Regions from separate parts of the Homo sapiens genome. Here region 1 is linked to region 2. The links are chromatin loops, found by intact Hi-C in ENCODE. Cell type or tissue: MCF 10A. All regions are shown on one strand. Links, peaks and the distances in the headings refer to the core of each region. The heading gives the core; the rest is flanking DNA.

Evidence for each region. Peaks named below come from ENCODE experiments on the same cell type or tissue, not always from the same donor. Only the 100,000 strongest peaks of a DNase experiment are listed, where the experiment ranks them.
Region 1: it touches region 2 in a loop (5-fold over the local background); 8 of 110 quality-filtered maps call a loop at or near these places.

What each region holds. Positions count from the first base shown.
Region 1 is chr4:16,193,391-16,205,202 of GRCh38, forward strand. It overlaps TAPT1 (transmembrane anterior posterior transformation 1), which reads right to left. Exons shown (of 14, transcript NM_153365.3): 3 at 9,072-9,190. Among named protein-coding and RNA genes, the nearest start is that of TAPT1, 27 kb to the right of the region's middle. In MCF 10A, for the core only: CTCF peaks have their summits at 3,276 and 5,957 (motif pointing left); a DNase peak (open chromatin) is centred at 3,301.
Region 2 is chr4:15,799,710-15,811,521 of GRCh38, forward strand. All of the region lies in intron 1 of CD38 (CD38 molecule), which reads left to right. Among named protein-coding and RNA genes, the nearest start is that of CD38, 27 kb to the left of the region's middle. In MCF 10A, for the core only: a CTCF peak has its summit at 6,091 (motif pointing right); a DNase peak (open chromatin) is centred at 6,102.

The DNA of each region.
Region 1 (11,812 bases), core at 2,012-10,011, 390 kb after region 2:
TTTCTTTTTCACCATGACTTTCTTTTATCCAATGATGTTCCTCTTTCTCCCACAGAGAGAAAGAGAGACCTTTTTCTCCTCAGGGAACAAAGAATGTCCTTCATCTCCTGACTCCCAACCAACCAGCCCAGAGCACAGATCTCTGCCAAGGGCTACCTGAATATCAAGATAATTTCCTGCCCTTATCCCTACAAGACTGAAAATGGAAGACCTATTATATCTGCCAAGAATTGGATCTTGATCACTTAAACATATTTCTCATTCAAACACTGAGAAGAGGAGACGTTTTGAACACTTGTGAGCTCCTGGCCTTGGTGTGACTGTCTCCACTTGGGCAGCAGGGAACAAACGTGAGCCACCAGCCCCCACTCAGAAGAGTAGCACAGCTCAGCATATACTGAAAGTCACACATCATCAACAGTCATGGGCTTTTGTGTTTAAAGACTGTAAGTCATGTTTATAAATTAAAGAAAATGATACGAGCTAAAAGTAGGGTAGTATTAATTTGTGTTAATTATGAAAATAATTTTGATAACTAATTAAAGTAGAAAACTATACTTAGAGCTTTTCGTATTAGATGGCATCTACTTAGTTGAGTGATCTCAGTCAGAGCAATTTTATTTGAGACAAAGGGCTTTTAAGTATATATCCAATTGTGTTTCTTTATATACATATTTTGAATCAAAGAACAACGTGTTAGTATATCAATGAAGGAATAGTATATTTAATACAAGCCATAGTTAGAAATTAGATCTACCAAACATTGGAAACACATATCCCAAAATGATATAATACCACACTTTTTGAACCAAGCTGATAAATTAACAAAGAAAAGTTGTAGAAACACCTAATGCTACAATTCAGTTACTACGTGGCAAGCACTGTTCTAGACACTCCACATATATTCCTTTCAGTGTTCACAATAATCCTATTTATTTAATCATCTTGGTTTTACAAATGAGCCAAGGGACAGTCAGGAACATGCCTGTGGTTGTACAGTGATTAAGTTCCCACACGGTGCAGCAGGGATGGAAACTTGGCAACCTGGCTCCAGAAGGCATGCTCTTCAGAAACATCTGCACTCTAGACTTTTTAAAACAGAACTTCTAAACTTGCAGGAATCAACAACTCAGAACCTACTATCTTTCTGTAAAATTTTACACTGGATACTTTATCACTGTACCGCAATCTCATCTCAATAAATTGCTGTACAAAAAAACAAACCTATCTATCATTTGGTATTTCTAAAAATGAACGCAAAAAAAAACTGGACTATTATGATATATATACGATATACACATATTGAATTCACTGCTTTCTGTGCACCCCCTGCTCTGGTGGAAGCGTTCCATCCATTGCTAACATCATAATTGGTTGCTGCAGGAATGACTGTGATTTTCAGGAGGAATATTATTCATATAAAGAATACAAGAAGCAGAACCTTTAAAAAACAAGGGTCTTGATTTCTGTCTTCTTCTTCTTCTTCTTCTTCTTCTTCTTCTTCTTATTTTTTGTATTTTTAGTACAGACAGGGTTTCACCATGTTGGCCAGGATGGTCTTGAACTCCTGACCTCAGGTGATCCACCGGCCTCGGCCTCCCAAAGGGCTGGGATTACAGGCTTGAGCCACCGTGCCCGATAAGGGTCTTGTTTTCATATAAATGTCCTTGTTAATAAAAAAGAAAGGCTGCCAAAATAAAAAATTGTTTCTAAGGTGGCATCTTAAAAGACAGCTGTATGTACCACAGCCTCTTTCTAAGAAAAGACCTAACCTCACAAATAAGTTTACCTGGTTAAAACAACTTGAACCAATCAGTTTATTTGTTCCTTCTCTGCCAGGATATTTTTAGATGACTATCTGATAAGCACTTCAAACTCCCTAAGAAGCTTATCCAAGGCCCTGCCATTCAACCCCGAACTGGCTTTTGAAAAATACTTTCATGCTACAGTTCTTATAAATGGCTAAGTGGTGGTTACTGGCAATTCACCTTGCAAATGATGAAAACCCCATATGAAAGCATAAACAAGTGAAACATACTGTTGGGCAAAGTGAAAAACCCACTAATCTAATTTGCAGGTTTGGGTGTATGTCATCACACAAGTAATATTACATCAGGTATTTAACAAAACTTAAACATTTTTCAACATAAGACATTTAAACAGAATTCTTTTAAAAATTTCTAGTAAAACCACCCTTACAGAAACCAAATTAGCTAAATTTCCAAAATTTTACTTTTTATTCTTACAAACATTTCCATTTCCATTGTATTTCTGGTAACTGTACAATTTTACATTGTACAATTTACCAGTTAGAGCATCTCTAGTTGTTTCAAAGGGCTCATAGACTTACAGAAACTGAATTATACAGTAGAGAAAGACGATCAAGGGTAAGCTGTTTCCTTTTCCTCTTTAGGGGAAGATAATATGCTAACTATGATTAAAGTAACATCTAGTAGTGGACAGAAAGATCAAGAAGGAAGATGTGGCACCAAAAATGAGCGAGAAAAATGGGAGAATCCCTGCATAGTTATTTCAAATCAGTGTTGAAACATGCCAGAGTATTAGCATGAGTTATTTCATTACAAAATACATAGACTAGATCTCTCGCTCTCTCTCAATATTTTCAGCCATTTGTGGTATAATTGGAAGAGTGAAGAAACACAAGCACTACTGAAATAAAAATGCAAAATAATATGTTTTTATTTTTGAAAGTGAAATCCTTTTATAATTTAAGTAAACTGGAATAAAGTAGTGAAATCAAGATGTTTTCCTGAATTAGAAAATTAAGTATCTTAAATCTTCAGTTTGACTCATATGTAACAGAAAAATAAATACTTAAACGGAATGATTCAAACCATTTCTTAAACTTTAATTTCAAACTATACTGAAAAAAATAACTTATTTATAAAGCTATGTTCACAATTTTAGTAATGCAAAATAAAAACTGCTTATATGGAAGGAATTAAGCTCAGCCAATTTCTGTGGCTTTGGGGATGAAGTATTTGCTAAGTCTAAGCTAACATGTGTAAAGATGACTTTTGAGCGGATTTTCATGTTAGGTGAAATCACAGTCAAATCCTTCACAAAGAAATGTGGACAAAGCTTTAAGACCAAGTAAAGATGCTATTTTAAAAAGGACAGGGATCCACATTTTCTTCAGTATGTTTCTACCCCCTAATGGCTATGTCTGCCTATCCTGTTTACTTTTGCATTTAATGAATGTCAATTTGGCCAAGAGTATAGAAGGAAAAATCAGGGTTTACTCACCACAAGGAGTCCCTGTGCCACCACATTCCATTCTATAAAGGAAGTGAAAGTGCTCCTCCCTTCGGTCTGATTTACGAGAGAGAAAGAAAGAGAGAAGATTGTAATGTTGCTACGCTACTTAGAGCTCCATGGTGAGGAAACGGGACAATAAAACCTGGTGTTACGAAGACTTTCTAATAACAAATATATTGCTCTCAACAAATAAGCCACATAGATCAGCCCTGGTAAAAGGAAGTAAAAGGCATATTTGTTTCCCCAGAGAAAGTTACCAAGAGCTCTCCCTACTTGTGCTACAGTGGTGGCATCAATCACTTAGGCCAAAATCAAGGCTTAATTTTGTCTAAAAAGAGAAAAATCTATTATAACATATAGGTGAGGTTAATCTTGGGCAGAACTATTTCGAAAGAGGTAAGGCATACGAAGGAAACTCAAAAGGTTAGGAAACTCTCAAGCATCTGAAATTCATAATTCTGGGAGACAAGAGCTCTCCCATGGGATAAACTCTCAAAAGAAAATGATACTATTGCCTCTTCAACCAAGAAAAATAAAAGCCTGTGAAGCCTCATGTGAGAGTTATGCCTAAAGCCGGGCCAGGGGACAGAACATTTGCTCACACATATTTTAGTTGCTCTAATAGTAAAAAACAAAAACCAAAAAACACTCCGGCATTTATTACTTAAGCCTGTTCAACTCATGTATCACTTTCTAAAATGTTTCAGTAAAGTTTTTTCAACAATAACTCAATTCTTGGTACCAGGCTATATCATTTTTCTCTACAATCTTCTTTAACTTTTAACTTACGTGACTGAGAATTCTAAAGCACAAAACGAAGTCACAAATTTCAGGAGAATAGAGGGCTGACAAAAATGCCAGGTAAATCAAATGTACATAATTAGCTATTTTTCATTCAATTCTACAAGCAAATTTGGAAAAAGGATGTTTCGTACCTCTAACATAATATAGAGCAGTCTGCTTTTCTGAAAAACAAAAAATTCTATCATTCTTCCAAGGAATAGACACTTCATATAATAAATCAAAACTTAGTTCTGTTTTATATGTCATGAATCATTAAAAAGATTATCCTCGTTCAAGAAGTTTCTCAAATGATTTCTAAAATGACACTACTCTTATCTGGGAAAGAGGGAAGATATACATAAGTGAATCTGCTTTTAAAGAATTTAGATGCATTTTCTAATTTTTTTTTTAAGTCTACAACAAAATATTTGTGGGCAAAGATTTTTCAAGGTTGTTAATTCATCAGAAACTATTTCAGTGAAGTATTCTTGAGATCACTGAGGACAGACATTAACTTTTAGGGAGGGAGTGCATCCTTGGCAAACACCACACACAAATATGACTGCAGATAATTACCCTGCCAACATCTCATAATGAACAGTACTTAAACAACAGGGTCAAAGCCAGCAAAACACCCTGCTGGATGAGCCATCATGATGAAGGCTGGGTTTACTTAAGGCACTGTAGAACCACCCTTGTCCTCAGCCTTAGTGAAGGGACAGGGTCTTTATTTTACTTAAGTCAAAAACCATGGCAAGTTTGCAGAAGAACTAGAAATAGGTTCAAATATTAAGTTATGAAGCAGAGAACACGGGGGTCTATGTGCTTTAAAAAGCTTCTCACAAATGCTGTACAAGATGTAAATCTGCAAACAGATGAGGTGAGAACACTGATCTCAAATATAAAAAGAAGGCAATAATTTACATTATTGATGTGATACTGAACCAAACAGTTCTAGAGTCTGCAAAGAGTTACTGTTTTCACGTCAGCATTGTGATTAATTTGACAAATGGACTGTTTCCTCCCTTTTGTGAAAACAATTTCAAAGAACAAAGAGACTAGGAAGACAGTAAGTTTTTACAGAAAGAAGATTGAAATACAGGAGAGTGAAAAAAAAAAATTATTTAAAAAATTGCAATCAACTTCTTTGCCAGTCTATTTCACTTCTTCTTATTTCTTTGAAAAAAATAAAGTCAGACTGAAGGAAAGAGCACTTTTTGCTTGCTGAAAAGGATGGAACATGACATCACTACAGGCAAGACAAATCGAATAATCTTTAATGGAAGTAGAAAACACAGGAATAAAAGCTATCAGAAGGCAAAATCTGGCTATTTCTAAATAATCATTTGGTAAACCTAAAAAGTATTTTTATATTCCAAAATATTTGAAAGGTCTTAGACTTAATATTAACAATAGCTTTGTTTATGTAACTTTTACCTTATCAAATATTTCAAGTTTCGTGACTTTAAAAATAATGCTCAAAGAGATATTTTCTAAATTGCTCAAAGAAACAAAAATTGCAGCCTATATTACTGTAAGCACAAATTACTCAATTTTGATAAACCATACTTAAGGCACTAAGACATTAGGCAGGATTTTCATATTCTGTGTAACCTGGCCTATCCTCAAAGCATTTATAATTGCCTGAACTCCGTTTCATTTAAAATTTAAATGAAAATTTAAGTTTCATTTAAACTCCTATCATTTAAAATTGCTGAAACAGTTATATAATTTTAACTGCATTTCATGTTTTTATACATATAAGTATTTATTAGTGATAGCATGAAATTAATTTTTCAGTTAATCCAAAGCAGAAATAGTAAGAAGTGTTTGCAGGGGAAATCCTCAATGGAGTCTTAAATGTCATGTGTAACAGGCTGCCCTCTAGTGTCATTTTAGCTATAAAACTTTGAAAAAAGAAAACATCTTATTTTCAAATGATACTCAAATTAATTTAGATTCAAAGTATTTCAAACTAATGTAAGAAAGCAATCATCTTATGCACTACAAAAAATCTTAAAATATCTAAAAAAGGTTAGAGGTAGGGATCATTAACCACTAGTAAAAGTAAATACTGGCAGAGGATTTAAGATTTCCCAGTTCCCTGTAACATCTTTTAGTTTTTAGAACAAACACTTTAAGAATTTTTTTTTTTTAAAGAGACAGTCTTGCTCTGTCAACCAGGATGGAATGCAGTGGTGCAATCACAGCTTACTGCAGCCTCGAATTCCTGGGCTCAAGGAATCCTCCTACCTCAGCCTCCCAAGTAGCTGGGACTACATGTATGTGCCACCACAACTGGCTAATTTTTTATTTTTTGTAGAGACAGGGTCTCGCTATGTTGCCCAGGCTAGTCTTAACTCCTGGCCTCAAGCTACCCTCCCACCTTGGCCTCCCAAAGTTCTAAGATGACAGGTGTGTACCACCGTGCTGGTCTAGAAAAGACTCTTCTAATGCTATTTTATGTGCCCTGTACCCCCACGTAACAGGGGCTACACAGAAATGAACTTGAGTGCAACACAGTTTTAGATGCCTGTACAATATAACAAGGTGGAACTTCAAACAACTGTCCCCGAAGAGAGACCCTTGGGATCACTGGCAAATCACCACTGTTACTTAGTATACCTCATACGTGTGCTAACCAATGCCCAAGGAAGGGACCACTCCAGAAGGAATACAGTCATTAGCTTATCTATCATTTTAATGTTTTACCACATTGTGCCAACAGCCACTAAGAACATGACATGTCTTTAAAAGCCGTCCACATAAAGATGGCTAGAACATGAACTTGACGCACACTGTTGATCAAAGAATAACTAAAAAGTAATGTAGCTCATAATGTAGATGTGAAAAGCCCTACATAGTATTAGTTATTTTCTTTCTTTACTTGAGACAGGGTCTCACTCATCACCCAGGCTGGAGTGCAGTGGCATAATCATGGCTCACTGCAGCCTTGACTTCTCAGGGTCAAGTGATTTTCCAACCTCTCAGCCTCTGGTGTAGCTGGGACCACAGACATGTGCCACCATGTCTGGCTAATTTTTTAAATTTTTTGTAGAGACAAGTTCTTACTATGTTGCCCAGGCTGGTCTTGAACTCCTGGCCTCTAGCGATCCTCCTACCTTGGCCTCCCAAAGTGCTGAGATTACAGGCATGAGCCACCACATCCAGCAATATTAGTAATTTTATGTCATGTGTTTCACCTGACTTTATCTAAATTTCCATGTTTCTATTCGCTTTATCCCGTTCCAAATAAAGATGTATATTTGGTAATGTTCTATTAGATTGTATTTGGGTCTTCTGAAAATGAACTAAAATGCCATGATATCATGAAGCTCCCAGGAGTGATAAAAGAAAATAGTTTATTGTGGTTAGGTTTTGTTAGTATTAATGCACCACGCTACAAATGCCTTTAAAAAGGCTTGTTAATAATAAGGCCTTCTTAAAACTTCTCCCAAAAGAAAAAAGGATGTACTAGAAATGCCTTAAAGCAAATAACTAAATTTCTAAAACTACCTTCCCATTTGATTAACTTGTGATTAATAAAATATGTAACACTAATTCACTGTTATCCTGGAAGGCAAGTAAGTTACAGAATATAGCATATAACAATGACAGGAGCTGAATTTTTATAATTGTTTTACTCCATGTAATCTTGCAAAACAAGCATTTTAAATCCTTTTATAATGTGATCATCATAATAATTATTCCAATTTATACTGGGAGGAATTTCTATCAAAACTGATTGTCTTATTTTTAAAAAGACTGTATGTGTTACTAAATATCAAGTATACGCTCATTTACTACTTTAAAAAAGAACCTTTCATGGCTTCAGTCTTTTAAAAAAACAAACCATATAAATGTGTATATCGACCACTAATTTTTAACTCAACTGCTATGGTTAAATTATTTTATTAATTATATATTTTATACACCACGGAACAGTCACCATAGTTCAATGAAGTCTCACAAATTATTGTCCATTTTAGCATTTTAGAACTTTTCCAGCATGAAATGTATGTAGAAAAGTGATGCATGTCAGAAATGTAACCTCGACATCTATGCTAAGAACTCAATAAAAATGCTGTGAAGAGTGACTATATACAGAGTGGAGACACACCGGCATAATTGTACAAAGAAAGAAAACCGTAAAAGCCAAACTCGCTTTTAACCTCAAGACCAATAAAGCATTAAGCTTCATGTAAGCTTAACATCTTCACCTTACTATTCTGAGTTTTGGTAGAGAAGAAAAAGAAGAAAACAGATTATCTGTTCTGGTCTACTATGAGCCAGGTACTATGCTGGGTATTTTTTTTACATCTTCCAATCTTTGTGGTAAAAGATGCTGAGCTCTCAATACCCCCTTTTTGCTGATGGGGAAGCACACTTAGAGAAGTCAGGCTGTTGTGCACAGCTCACAAGCTAATCAATGTCGGGTCGGGCTCTCTGATCTTCCCCGTGGGGACAATGGTCTTCCAGAGTTTTTCCACTCTCACAAATCAGTCTCGTCCATAACCAGTAACTAAGGCTCCACAGATCATTACAATGATTCTCAAATGAAATGGAGGAGGAACACTTGCAGTAAGAGCTCCTGAGGAGATTCCTTTTCCACTCCAGCCTAGAACCCTGTCCTTTCCACAGATGATGCCTACGAGGCCCAAGGACTTTGGGGAAATAAAGGCCCAGGTGAGTTAAGAACGTGATAAGTAGGTCTTTGACTTTCAGACCCGGGTCCTTTCTACACTGCTACAAAGCCTCCAGCATTAACATTATTTTACCGGCTAAAGCAAAGTTTCGGTTCAAAACAATTCTGGAAAAAAATAAGCATATAAAAAGCTTAATATTATATAAACATATTATATAATATCCATTAAAAAGGTAAACAGTTTATGCATGAAGGGCCAAAGTGTGGATGAAACTGTATGAATTATCCTTACTCTGCAACCACTACAAGTATTAAAAATAATGAAATACTATACATTTACAATAGTTAACGATCTTAAACTTACCTTAAGCCATAGCAAGGCAAAGTGAGGAGCCTGAATAGTGCCAGGAAAACTCTTAAAGGAAGCAGGGTGAACACATACAAAAACGCATCCAGGCACAGAAAGATTCCAAAAACCATCAGCTGAATTTTAACAAGGAGAGAAGAAAAAAAAAAAGTATTTTAAAAATACTTGTAGATGAAAATTCCAAACAACCAGAATTTCTAAACATTATAAAAAATTAATTTCTTAAAACTTAGCCCTGGGAATAACAAATTAACAGTTCTTCTCTTCAAAGAGTGAGTCTGTGCTTCCTCAGAGCCTTTGGTTTACGACTCACAAAAGAAATTACTCAAAAACAAGTTGCCCTTGACCATAGTTAATGGCACATCATCTGATGCGGCTTTCTGAGTACTTCCTCAAGCTCTAGATATTATGGAAAATCTTTATTCCTCATAATTTTGCTATTCCTGTTTATTAGAATGCTTCATTGATGGGAAAGACTGGAATATATATTGAGTTACAATATTGTTTATGTTAAAAATATGCAAACTGATCACTAACTTTAACACAATTTCATGTGCACTGAAACTTGCTGCACTCAGAAGGCCTTATTCTTAATTCCAGGACCAGCCTCCTAGTGTTTATATTTCTCCTCCTTTCTTGAGTACTTGCCATACCCTTTCTTTTTGTGGTATCATTAGACACTCTTACTTGTTAAGTTTAGGACTATATTTCACAGAAAGAGGGTGAAGTCTTTCGAGGACTTGGCCAAGTAGCCACCACTAGGCTAACAAACTCAGCTACTCATTTTAAGAGTGGCAACTTTCTGTATGTCTGACACACAATTATGGTATGATACATATGCCCTCACCACAGCATCCATGTATCTTTAGTCAATAAATTGCCCTGCCTCCACAGATTAAAATTCATAGTTACAGGCTGAACTGTGTCCTCTCTATCAAGTTCCTATGTTGGAACCTCAGAATGTAACCGTGCTTGGACATAGGGTCTTTAAAGAGGTAATTTAAGTTCCTATGTTGGTACCTTAGAATGTAACCGTGCTTGGACATAGGGTCTTTAAAGAGGTAATTTAAGTTTAGGTCATTAGGGTGGGCCCTAATCCAGTGTGACTGGAGTCCTTATAAAAGAGGAAATTTGGACACAGGCACAGACAGAGGAGAGATAATATGAAGACCGAAGAGGAAGGCAGCCATCTGCAAGCCAAGAAGAGGCCTCAGAAGAAACTACCCCACTGACACTCGATTGCACACTTCCAGCTTCCAGAACTGCAAGATAATAAATGTCTGTTGTTTAAACCACCCAGTCTATGGTACTTTGTTATGGCAGCCCTAGCAAACAAATTCACATGTCTTTAAATGAAAGAATACACTTTATTAATTTTTGATAAAAATATCTCAAAAATATGCTACACATAATATTTGCCAGATTTCTTAATCTGAATATATAGGCCCTTTTTTTGTTTTTAACAATTTAGACTCATTATGAACAGCAGTGAAAATACGATGCTAGATTAGCATAGAGTCACGTGTGGTAGATTAGCGTAGAGTCCCAGTGTTGCATGTTTTCTTGTCTTACACACAAAGCAGTACAGCAGGAGGCTGAGCAAGGTCCATATAGATAGAGTTCATGGTCCTTTTCTATTACTCTCCTATCACTGAGAAGCCTTTCCGTCCTTGCGAGTGGACTGCTGGTTCAGTACTGAGGGCAGAAACTGCCAGAAACCTGATGTTCCCAGGAGCGTTTGTGATCCACTAAAAAGTTGCAACTCAGTCTGAAAATCAGGTCCCGGATAGGCAGCCAGGCTGAAATTTAGTTCCTTCCTAGGCAGCTTCCAAAGCACTGAAGACAGTTCAGCTCAAACTGACTACAGAAAGCTTTGCAGAAGAGTATACGAGTGGGAACACACTGGGAAGTTCTTTGTGCAAAACTGAATTAAAAGTACTGAGTTACAAACTGCAGACATATAATTTTAAAATATTTTCTAAAATTCATTCTCAGCAGCGATTTATCAAAATGTACATGTTTCAAAATAATCTTTTGCTTAATTAATATCTTCAGGTACTTCTTTAAAATAAAAAGAGTTATAAGTGAAAACAATAAAAGGACAGAAATGTTCACCAGGCTCTCTGTCTCTGAGAGATCTTTTCTGGAAGGACTTCAGAAGCCTTCTACAGGTTCTGGGCAACGCAACCGGGCACTGGCCAGGTGCTGGGCTTGGGCCCTGCCTGTGCATGGCCGCAGTCTAGTACCACCCACACTCTGCAGTGAGACAAGGAGTTGGCCTGGGTTCTTGAGTGGTGGAGGCAGAGCCAGGACTTCACTCAGTCTGCAGAAAACTGAAGCACTATTTCTACTAATGACACTTTCACTCATCCTTCTGGCCTCACTCACCACTGGATTTACCATTATACACATTTTAAAATAAAGTTTAACATAAGTTTTTAACATCTGAACTTTAATGCTAAGGAAATTACAAAATGAAAATTATCCTGTGACATTGTAAGTAAACAAAATATTCACTTGTGAAAATTTCTACAACCTGCTCTTATCATATTTATTTTGAACCTAATAGTACTGCACTTAGCATCTGAAAAATACCTGCCTCAAGAGAAATAAACAAGTAAAAACGCCAGCCTCTTTCTGTGGGGAATGAAGCAGGGTTTCTTCACCTTTTAAAAAATCTACGTGTCCCTTTATGACAAAAATCTCCTGCCCTTCTTTTAGCACCATTTGAAATTTCA
Region 2 (11,812 bases), core at 1,235-9,234:
GTATGGACATACTGACAGAGCAGGAGCACAGTCCTCTTGGACAAACACTGCCACTTTAAGTTCCAGCTCCATTTTTAGCCTCATGCATCTCAGGGAAATCACTTCTCTTCTAACTACAAGTAGCCAGAAAGAGCAAACAGTAAACCACAGATAAAACAGCTCAGGCACAGAGGGAGGAGGGAGAAAAGTCTCTTGGGTAACTGCCACACTTCACCCTCATACAGTGGGCCCCAGTAAAACAGTGGGCGTTAATAAACACATTATTTTCCCTTCAGGTGCACTAAAATAGGGAAGCTAAAAGCAGACTCGGGGGGTATGCCTGCAGCTGCAGAAAAATGTATAAAAACAGACACACAACTCTCCCTCCAAAATAAGCACAACAAAAAACACAAAAGCAGTCCAAGCCTCTAATAAACTCTCCTATCCTAAATCCTTAAAAACTCTTAGTCTGTAAGAGAGTGTGCTGTTGACCTAGCTCAGCCAAAAGCTCCTCACAGGTTCGTTTTCTCTAAAATAAACCTGTCTTAACTGGCAAGCCACCTTTCGTGTTTTTTTTCCTCTTTCTTTAATTCTTACACATACTGTTTTATTTCTCTTGAGTGAACACCCAGAAATAGAATAGCAGAGCCATATGGTACATAAGTTGATTAGCTTTTTGAGAAACCACCAAACTGTTTTATAAGGCAATTGTATAGTTTTACATGTGTAGCATCAGTGTGTGAATATTCTAGTTGTTCTACGTCCTTGTTAACATTTGGTATTGTCAGACTTTTAAATTTTAGCCATCTAAAAATTTATAGTGTTATTTTATGGTGGTTATAGTTTGCATTTCCCCCATGACTAATGATGCTGAGGATCATCTCATAGGCTTTTTGAAGTATGTGTTCAAATCTTTTGCCCATCTTTAAAAATTAGGGTTTTTGTTTTGTACAAATACTTGGAAATTAAGCAACATACTCCAGAATGACCAATGGGTCAATGAAGAAATTAAGAAAAATAAAAAAACTTACTGAAAATGATGAAAACATGTCTAACAAATAAAAATTGATACACAACATACCAAAATCTATGGAATACAGTAAAAGCAGTACTAGGAGGAAAGTTCATAGTAATGATTGCCTACGTCAAAAAAGTAGAAAGATTTAAAACAACTTAACAGTGAACCTCAGGAAACTATAAAAGCAAAACAACAACAACAAAACCCCCAAACTCCAAATTAGTAGAAGGAAGTAAATAATAAAGATCAGAACAGAAATAAATGAAATAGGTTGGAAAAGTAATACAAAAGATCAACAAAATGAAAAGTTGTTTTTTAAAAAAAATTGACTAAGCATTACCTAGACTAACTAAGAAAAAAGAGGGAAGAACCAAATAAATGAAAAAGGAGATGTTACAATTGATACCACAAAAATATAAAGGATCGTAAGAGACTATTATGAACACCAATAAATTGGAAAGCCCAGAGGAGATGGATAAATTTCTGGGCACCTACAACCTACCAAGATTGAACCAGGATGAGATACAAAATCCGAATAGACCAATAACAATTATTGAGGAACCTCAATAATAATTTTTATTAAACAACAATAAAAAGTTTCCCAATTAAAAAAAAAAGCTCAGGACTGGATGGCTTTACTGCTGGATTCTACCAAACTTTGAAAAATAACTACCAATTCTTCTCAAACTATTCCAAAAAATTGAAGGGAAGAGAATTCTTCCAAACTCATTCTATAAGGCCAGAATTAACCTGATACAAAACCAGACAAGGATACAACAACAAAAAAAGAATTTTGCAGGCCAGTATCCCTGATGAACATAAATGGAAAGTTCCTCAACAAAATACTAGCAAACTGAATCCAACAGCACATTAATAAGTTTATTTACTAAAACCAGGTGGGATTCATTCCAGGGATGCAAGAGTGGTTCAACATATGCAAATCAACAAACATAATACATCCCATCAACGGAATGAAGGACAAAAATCATATGATCACCACAATAGATGCAGAAAAACAGTTGATAAAATTCAACATCCCTCCATGATAAAAACTCTCAAACAATTAGGTTTAGAAGAAGGAACACACTTCATCTTAATAAAGGCCATATATGACAAATCCACAGCTAATATTGTACCAAACAGGGAAATGTTGGAAGTTTTTTCTCTAAAAACTGGAACAAGATAAGGATGCTTACCCTCACTACTCTGATTCCACATAGTACTGGAAGTTCTAGCCAGAGCAATTAGGCAACAGAAAGAAATAAAAGACATCCAAATTTGGAAGGAATAAGTCAAATTGACCATGTTTGCAGATGACATCCTCTTACCTACAGAAAAATCTAAAGACTCCACCAAAAAACTCTTAGAATTGATATACAAATTCAGTAAAGTTGTGAGATACAAAATCAACATACAAAAATCAGTAGCATTTCTATACACCAATAATAAACTATCTGTAAAAGGAACCCCACTTACAATAGCTACCCCCCAAAAAAAACCTCCACCTAGGAGTAAATTTAACCAAAGAGGTGAAAGATCTCTAGAATAAAGACTACAGAACACTAATAAAAGAAATTGAAGAGGACATAAAAAATTGGATAGATATCCCATGTTCATGGATTGGAAAAATTAATATTGTTAAGATTCCATACTACCCAAAGGAATCTACAGATTCAGTGCAATCTCTATCGAATTTTCAATGGCATTTTTCACAGAAATGGAAAAAAAGATTCTTAAATTTGTTAGGAACCATAAAAGACCCCAAATAGCCAAAGCAATTGTTTGTTTTATTTTATTTTATTTTATTTTATTTTATTTTATTTTATTTTATTTTATTTTATTTTATTTCACTTCATTTCATTTTATTTTTGAGACAGTCTCCCTCTGTCACACAGGTTGGAGTGCAGTTGCATGATCTCAGCTCACTGCAATCTCTCCCTCCTGGGTTCAAGCAATTCTCCTGCTTCAGCCACCTCAGTAGCTAGAATTACAGACATGCACTACCATGCCCTATTTTTAGTAGAGATAGGGTTTCACCATGTTGGCCAGGCTGGTCTCAAACTCCTGACCTCAAGTGATCCACCTGCCTCAGCCTCCCAAAGTGCTGGTATTACAGGCATGAGCCTCTGCTCCTAGCCAAGCCAAAGCAATTCTGAGCAAAAAGAACTGGAGGGATCACACTACTTTACTTTAAAATATAATACTATAGTAAAACAGCATTGTATTGGCATTAAAGCAACACATAAATCAATGGAACAGAATAGAGAACCCAGAAATAAATTCACATATTTATGGCCTATTGATTTTCTGCAACAGCACTAAGAACATAAACTGAAGAAAGGACACCTTTTTCAATAAATATTGCTGGGGAAACTGGATATTCATATGCAGAAGAATGAAACTAGAGCCCCATCTATCATAATATAAAAAAGTAACTCAAAACGAATCAAAGACTTAAGTGTAAGACCCCAAATTATGAAACTACTAAGAGAAAACATAAGGAAAATGTTCTGAGCAAAGATTTTATGGATAAGACCTCCAAAACACAGTCAACAAAGGCAAAAATAGACTAATGGGATTACATCAAACTAAACATTTCTGTGCAGCAAAGTAAACAATCAACAGAGTCATGTGACAAACTACAGAATGGGATAAAATATTTGCAAACGGTTTCTCTGACAAGGAATTAATATCTAGAATATACAAGGAACTTAACAGCAAAAAGCCAAATAATCTGATTTTTAAAATCGGCAATTGATCTGAACAGACGTTTCTCAAAAGAAGACATAAAATGGCCACTAAGTATTTGAAACAGTGCTCTATGTGACTAATGATTAGGGAAATGCAAATCAAAATCACAGTGAGATATTATCTCACGCCAGCTAGAATGGCTATCATCAAAAAGAAGAAAAAATAACAAAGCTAGCAAGAATGCAGATAAAAGGAAACTTAAAACATTTCAGCTTTTACTTTAGATTCAGGGGTTACATGTGCAGGTGTATTGCATGATGTTGAGGTTTCAGAATATGATTGAACCCATCTCCCAGGTGGTGAGCATAGTACCCAATATGTGGTTTTGCAACCCTTCCTTCCTCCTTCCCTCCCTCCTCTTATACTCCCCAGTGCCTAGCATTCCTATTTTTATGTCCATGCGTACCCAATGTTTAGCTCCCACTTATAAGTGAGAAATGTAGTATTTGGTTTTCTGTTTCTGCGTTAACTTGTTTAGGATAATGGCCTCCAGCTGCATTCATGTTGCTGCAAAATACATGATTTCATTCTTCTTTTTGTGGCTGCATGGTATTCCATGGTGTATACATACCACCACATTTTCTTTATCCAATCTGCCATTATTGGGCATCTAGGTTGATTCCATGTCTTTGCTACTGTGAATAGTGCTGTAATGAACATATAAGTGCATGTCTTTTTTTTGGTAGAACAATTTATTTTCCTGTGGGCCATATACCCAGTAGTGGGATTTCTGGGTTGAATGGTAATTCAGTTTTTATTAATAGTTCTTTAAGAAATCTCCAAAGTGATATTCACAGCGGTTGAACTAATTTACATTCCCACCAACAGTGTATAAGCGACAAAGAAAATTCTCACACATTGTTGGTAGGAATGTAAATTAGTACAGCTATTATGGAAAGCAGTGTGGAAGTTCCTTAACAGGCTAAAAATAGAACTACCATATGATCCAGTAATCTCGCTACTGGACCTATATCCAAAGAAAATAAAATCATATGTCGAAGAGATACCTGCACTCCCATCTTTACTGTAGTTTCATTTATAATAATGAAGATATGGAATCCACCGAAGTGTCTATCAACAGATGAAGAGATAAAGAAAATGTGGGATATATAGACAATGGAATGCAGCCATAAAAGAGAATGAAATCCTATCATTGGTGGCAACATGGATGAGCCTGGAGGACATTATGTTAAGTGATATAAGCCAGGCACAGAAAGACAAGTTTCATATATTCTCACTTACATGTGGGAGCTAAAAAAGTTGATCTCAGAGAAGTAGAGAGTAGAATAGTGGTTACTAGAAGCTGAGAAGGGTAGGGAGACAGAGATTGATCAATGAATACAAAATTATATATATGGATAGAGGAAATAAGTTTTAGTTTTAGTGTTCTATAGCATTGTAGGGTGACTATAGTGAACAATAACTTATTGTATATTTTCAAGTACTGAGAGGAGAAAATTTTGTACATTACCAGCACAAAGAAATGATAAACCTTTGAGATAATGGATATGCCAATTACACAGATTCGATCATTATGCATTGTATGCACGTATTGAAATGTCACTTCACCCCATAAATATGTGCAATTACATGTCATTTAAAAGTGATAAGAAAAATTAGTTTTTTTGATCTTATTATTGACTCGTAGGAAGCTTATATATTCTGAAAAGAAGTCCATTTTCAGATGTGTACTAAAAATATTTTCTTTCATTTTATGACTTACCTTTCCATTTTCTTTAATGGAAACTTTTAAAAACTTTTAAAAAACAAAGTTTTAAAAAAATCTAGTTAAGGTCCAGTTTGTTAACTTTTTTCTAATATGGCTTGTGACGCTTATTCCTTCTGCCTAGAATGTTCCTGGGATGTTTGTGGAGCTAAGTCCTCGCTTCCTTCAATTCTTTACTCAAATATGTCCACCCTATTTAATGTCAACTGTCCACCGTATTTAATGCCACCCTATTTAATATCACTAACACCTCCTCCCCCCTCACTCTTGACATTCATTCTAGTCTATTTTACATTTTTTTCTCATAGAACTCATAAATTTCTAGCATGCTTTATAACTTACATATTCATTATGTTTATTGTTTATTGTCCGTCTTTGTTCCAGTAAAATGTAAACTCCTAGAAGAACAGAGACCTGTGTTTTGTTCACTGATGTACCCTAAGTGCTCACAAGTGTTTCTAGCACCTAGTATTTGCTCAATAAATATTTGCTAGGTTGATGAATTAATGATTTCTAAGCTTTCCTTCAGCCTGAAGAGTTTTCTGATTGTAAGATTCTACTTAGATAATCCTAATTGTCTCAGTGACTCTCACCAGTCACTCACTTCTCCCACAAGGTGGCAGTCTTTACCTTCAACACAGGTTCTGGTAGCCTCAAATTTGAGAATTAATAGCTGAGTTAACCTGCTTGTTTTCTTTGAGCCCAGACAGCCTGCCCTATGGGAACTGACAGCTGTAAAATTTAAAGGACGAGTGTAATTACCCTGCAAGATCTGAGTGCTTTTAGGCAAGAGGATTTAGGGGGTGAGAGTTTTCCTGGAGAGGGACACATTATGAAGGTGATATTGCTTAATTGATGGGGACTTTGAAACATAGTTGCTCTTTGTGAGAATGGTATAGGTTTAGAGAGAGGTGCTAGCACAGAGCTGTGACACCTGAAGTAGGCTGACCGCAGACAAATTGGATTTAACCACCAAATATATCTGTGTTTTCATGTCTTCCTGCCCCGTGCCCTCTTATCTGACTCACTTTACCCCAGCACTGGGGAATAACTGTGCCCTATTCTGGTCCTGACCCTTTTGTACCATCTAGGGAAATGAGAACTCCTCTTGGGGTCTCAGATCCTCATTTCTGTTAGAACCAATCCTATTCTGTGGGTAGGGCCATGGTTGTAAATTTCCTGTGGGAGGCAGCATTGCTTTGCAAAAAGAACACAGTTTGGCATGTGAGGCAGCTCTGCCACTTGGACAAGGTGATAACGCTTTAGTCTCTTTATTTCTAAAACAGGGAAGATGCTAATACCCCGCCCATGGACTAGTATGAGATTTAAATGGCAGGTACTTGGCACAGTGGCAGGTGGTGAATGCTCTTTGGTGATCATGACTATCCCTTTCTCCTGGTAGTGCTGCCTCCTCCCTCTGAGCACCTGGAGTCAATCCACCTTGGGTAGGTCAGAGAAGGCAGAAGAAAGTGGTGGGAGGTGAACTCGACGGAATGATGTACAGGGCGATAGGGTGAGTGAGAGGTCTGGGATCTATTGGCAGGAGCAGAATGGTAGGAAAGGGAAAACATGCCATTGACCTTGAATCTTGACATTTGTGCCCATCCTATGCTGTGTTGAGCCTCAGGTCACCGTTTGCGGAGGTGAGCAGAAAACTGCTAACAGATCGAGGCTTCTCCAGCCTTCTAGGTAAACTTTCATCAGTGGGTTAGTTGTCTTGTTCAGAAGCTGATCACGGAGCTTTGGCCAAGCATAAACACTGATTATGGCAGTCCAATTGTCATAATCCCTTTGATTCTTTAATATCACCTTCAAGATTGTTTGTTATTGTCAATGCCCCCACAACCTAAGACCACCAGGAACACACTGTAATTGAAAAAGGTGGGTTTGTTGCTCTCTGCAAGAAGGGAGGACACTCAGCGTAGAGACTCATGAGGGTGGGGCAGGTTTTATCCGATGACGTTAGAAAGGACTTACTGAGGATTTGGGCTTGTTTTAGGAGATTTGGGGGAAAGGTTCAAGGAGACTGGCTTTTCCTGGATGCTGCCAGGAAGTAGTGGGATGGTAGTAAGTCTGTGGTAGGATGTTTAAATAAATTTCCTCTACTGGGCTGGAAGAATGAGAAGGCTGAAGCTGTAATAAGTAAAGAAGTGGCAGTCACTCCTATCAGCTATGATAAAAGGATGTTTGGCTATTACTTTATGGTTTGGATGCTATTTTTGCTTGTGTTCACATCATGGTCTATCATGGTGATAGGCCACGTACACAGTGGCCTTGTCTGATGCTGGTGTCCCATGGAGTTGATTATGCTCAGCTGAAGGACACTAAGGCCCAACTGTGGGGGCCAGGCCAGCTCCTGAGTGTCAGGGGGGGCTGCACTGCTTTGTCATTATCAACATCTCCACATACAATACAGCCTGTGCATGTGAGGTCCCAGAAGGAAGGAGCTAAAGCAGCTAGACTGGGATCACTTTACTCAATTTGAGGAGAGGAGTGCTCTTGAGGGAACCAGAGGAAGGCAGATGAGCTGGTCTGATCTCCTTTTCTATTGGAGCTCTATGCAGATAGACTGAAAATATTTGCTAAAACAAAGAGCTCCATCTCTAGAATACCCTTAGCAGGATGTCCTTGATTAAAGGATTATTTCTGAAAACTAAATCCAGAATCCGTGAGGCATGATTCCCTGGAAGATCATGTAAGCTGTACAATTCTCTATGGAATAAATTGGAGACTTCATCCCTTAGATCCCTTTGACTGTGTGAGGAACCCCACGAAACCTCACTTAGTGACTTTATTCATTCTTCTGGGCCTGAAAGCATATGTCTCATGCAGGAAGGAAGGCAGGACCAGTGGGGCTTTGCAGGTTGTGCCATTCTCTCCTTGCTTTGCTTGAGACTCTTTATTACCTGTCTCCCTGACATTATTTGTAGTGTGATTCTGGGTGTGTTCTGTGATTCTTGTGACTAGGTATCCAATTTTGCTTAAGGATGCAAGGAAGTGTTTGGGGAGAAAGCTCTATTGGAAGAGGTCTGTAGTCCTAGCCTCCCTCCCCACCCCACATTTCACATCATTAGACCTCAGCACATGGGTCTGGGGCACCAACACTGTCTTACCTGTTACACAGTGTGGTCTTTATCTGGATGAGGGATGCGAAAGGATACATTGTGACCAAGAGACCTGGGAGAGGCACAAAAATAACAGGTGACCACCAAGGGTGCTTGGACCTGAGATGTTTCCATTTCCTAAGACCCTCCAAGATTCTCCAACATTTGGTATAGTTGCCCAGGCAATTTAACAAGAAAATCAAATTTTTGTTATGACCCCCATTGTAATTTATGCTTATCGCAGAAAAATTGAGACTATAAGAAGGAGAATAGAAGGTCACAAAACCACTCTATACTAGTCCAGGGATAGCTATTCTTACAACATGGATTGATCAGTGTGGGGTGATTTCTCCTAGTGTTTTTTGGACAGAGAAGCATTGAAGATGCCCTGGTTTTAAGGTCTTAGGATGAAGGAATTATAGTTGAACAGTTCAAAATGATGTTATGAATTACTTTCAGATTTGTTTGCTTGATTGCATTAGCCTTGCCTGGCCCTACGGTAACTATTTGGTTCCATCATGGTGGCTGAGTAGGTGGCTCTGGAAAAAGAGCTATTCAAGAAAAGCTTTTCTTTCTCTAAAAATATTGTAGGGGGCTCGCCCTCTGTTCTTGGAAGCAACGTTTGGGATGGCCTCTTGGGAGGCTGTCTGGTGAAGTGTCTAGGGGTATGTGGTCTGGACTTGGACAGGACAAGATGCAAATTCTGGCTGGGATATTCTAGTTGTGGAGTGTTGGGCAAGTTACTTGGTCTTCTGAGTTTATAGGTAAACTGGAGATAATAGGTATGTGTGAATGAGGATCCAATGAGATGCCTGTAAAACACTTAGCCAGATGGCTGCGTGAAGAAAGCACTTGGTAAATGCTAATTGTTGTGGTTGTTATAATTAGTACAATGATTAGTCATTGCTGATTGTTGGCTAACTGGCGGTAAGAAATGAAAGTAAAGTAAGGCAGTAGCAGCTGAGGGAGGTGGTGGAGGGAATCAGGAGACACTTGGAGGTTCTGGTTCTGCCTGAGTTTAAGTGCTGGGGAAAACTAGTTGAATAACTGCTGGTCTAACATTTAACAGCTGTGTGACCTCGGGCTAGTCACATTTCCTTTATAAACTTCCTTTTTCTCATTTGCGAAATGAAGGGGTTTCGTTAGGTTACTTCTCATCACCCCTGGTTGACCATTAGAATCGTTTGGGAGACCTTTTTAGAAATTCTTGGTTCTGGGGTCTTCCATTTTCCCCATTCTCACTTGGTGGGTCTGAAAGCAGGCACTGCAGCTTTTCCAAAGCTCTTCAGGTGACCTTGAAGTGTGGCCAGGGCTGAGAACCTCTGACTTCCAACAGCACTTCTGGTTTAGGAAGGAGCAAATCACCGGCACAGAATGAGCTCTCAGGAACGGCTGCTGAGCTAGTAATTGCCGTGACACTGTCTCCCTGTCCCAACTGCAGGCACCCCTAGACGTCTCCTGATGAAGACTTCCAATTTTGGAACAGAAGAATCTTTGAAAAAAATATTATTGAACTTCCAGAAATGATTCATTCCTTCTCTGCTCCTTCTTTAGTTGGAAAGATCTGCCCCCATCCCTGTCTACTGCAGTCCCAATCCCTTTTTATTTCAACATATATATCCAAACCAACAAAAAAATTGACTCGCACAACCAAGGTGAGGTGTTTGGCTTTAAGGATAAAATAAATAGTTTCATAAAACCTGCCCCCAGATTTCTCATTGCCTCTACTCATTTTCTCTAATTTGTAGGGCACACTGAAAGCTCGGATTCATAAGATGTAGAAAGGGCAGAGAGTTAAGTTACAAACTCTTCCTAGGTCTGTTTCAACTCTAACGTTCTATAGCTCTGCTCCGTCTAAACAAGGAATTCTGTTAAATTTGTAACCTGGACTTTCTTGAATACTGAGGTAATGTTTCTTGAAGTAGGATATATATACCCAAGAAGAATAAAAATAATTCTGGAGGTGTCTTAATTCTCTGTGGGACTCAATAAAAGTTTTGGTGATTATATATAAACACACTTATGAAAGCATCTGGTACATGTAGGTGCTCAGTGCACATGAATTTCTCTTTCCTGCCAGATCTTTTGTAGTGGAAAATTATCTTATTCTTCCATCTTTGTCTGCAAAGATGCTGCTAAGGAAAGATGTAGAAGAGTTTTACAAGGGAGTTGGAGTATGGGAACAGGAAGTTCCCAAGAAGGCCACTGCATTAATAGAATTGAAACAAGATCCCCTAAAGGAAAATCGCTGCCAAATCTCTTTTCTCTAAACTATCCAAAATGGTGCCCCATAAATTTTCATTGACATTGAAGTACATAATGTAATAAGCTTTTTTTTCCTTAAATATATAATGTACGGAGAAAACCAGGTTGATAATGGTTTCCTGGCATAGCTTTCAAAGGCAAGTGTGGATGAAGTGGAAATATGGTGCACAGATATTGGAAAGAAACCGCTGTTGAACTCTTCACATTTTCATGTATAACCCAATGATTCTCAAACCTAAACTTGCATCAGAATTGCCTGGAGGGCTTATTAAAACATGATTGTTGGATGCCACCCTTGCATTAATTAATTACACCTGCAACTGTTCTATTTTTAAATGGTCACATTTTAAGGTACTGGGCTGAGGACTTCATTATGTGAGTTTCAAATGGGACATAATTCAACCCCTAGCCCAATCCTAGTGAGTGGTGAGTGGTATCTCTTCGTTTTGATTTCTACTTCCCTAGTGACTAATGATGTTGAGCATTTTTATGTGTGTTTATTAGCCATTTTTATATCTCTTATGAAAAAATGTGTATAAAATTATTGGCCCATTTGTTAATTGGGTTATCCATTTATTATTGAATTATAAGAGCTCTTTACTACTCTGGATGCAAGTCCTGAAACAGAAATAATATTTACAAATATTTTAATCCATTCTGTGAATTTTATTTTCACTTTCTTGATGGCGTCCTTTGAAGAACGTAGGATTTTAATTTTGATAAAGTGTAATTTATGTATTTTTTCTTTTGTTGCTGTGCTTTTGGTATCATATTTAAGAAATAATTGCCTAATCCAAGGTTATGACAATTTTTTATTCTATGTTTGCCTCTAAGAATTTTCTAATTTTACCTTTTATATTTAGGTCTTTCATTCATTTTGAGTCAATTTTTGTATATGGTGTAAAGTATGGGTCCTAATTTATTCTTTTGCATGTGGATATCTTGTTGTCCCTGCACCATTTGTTGAAA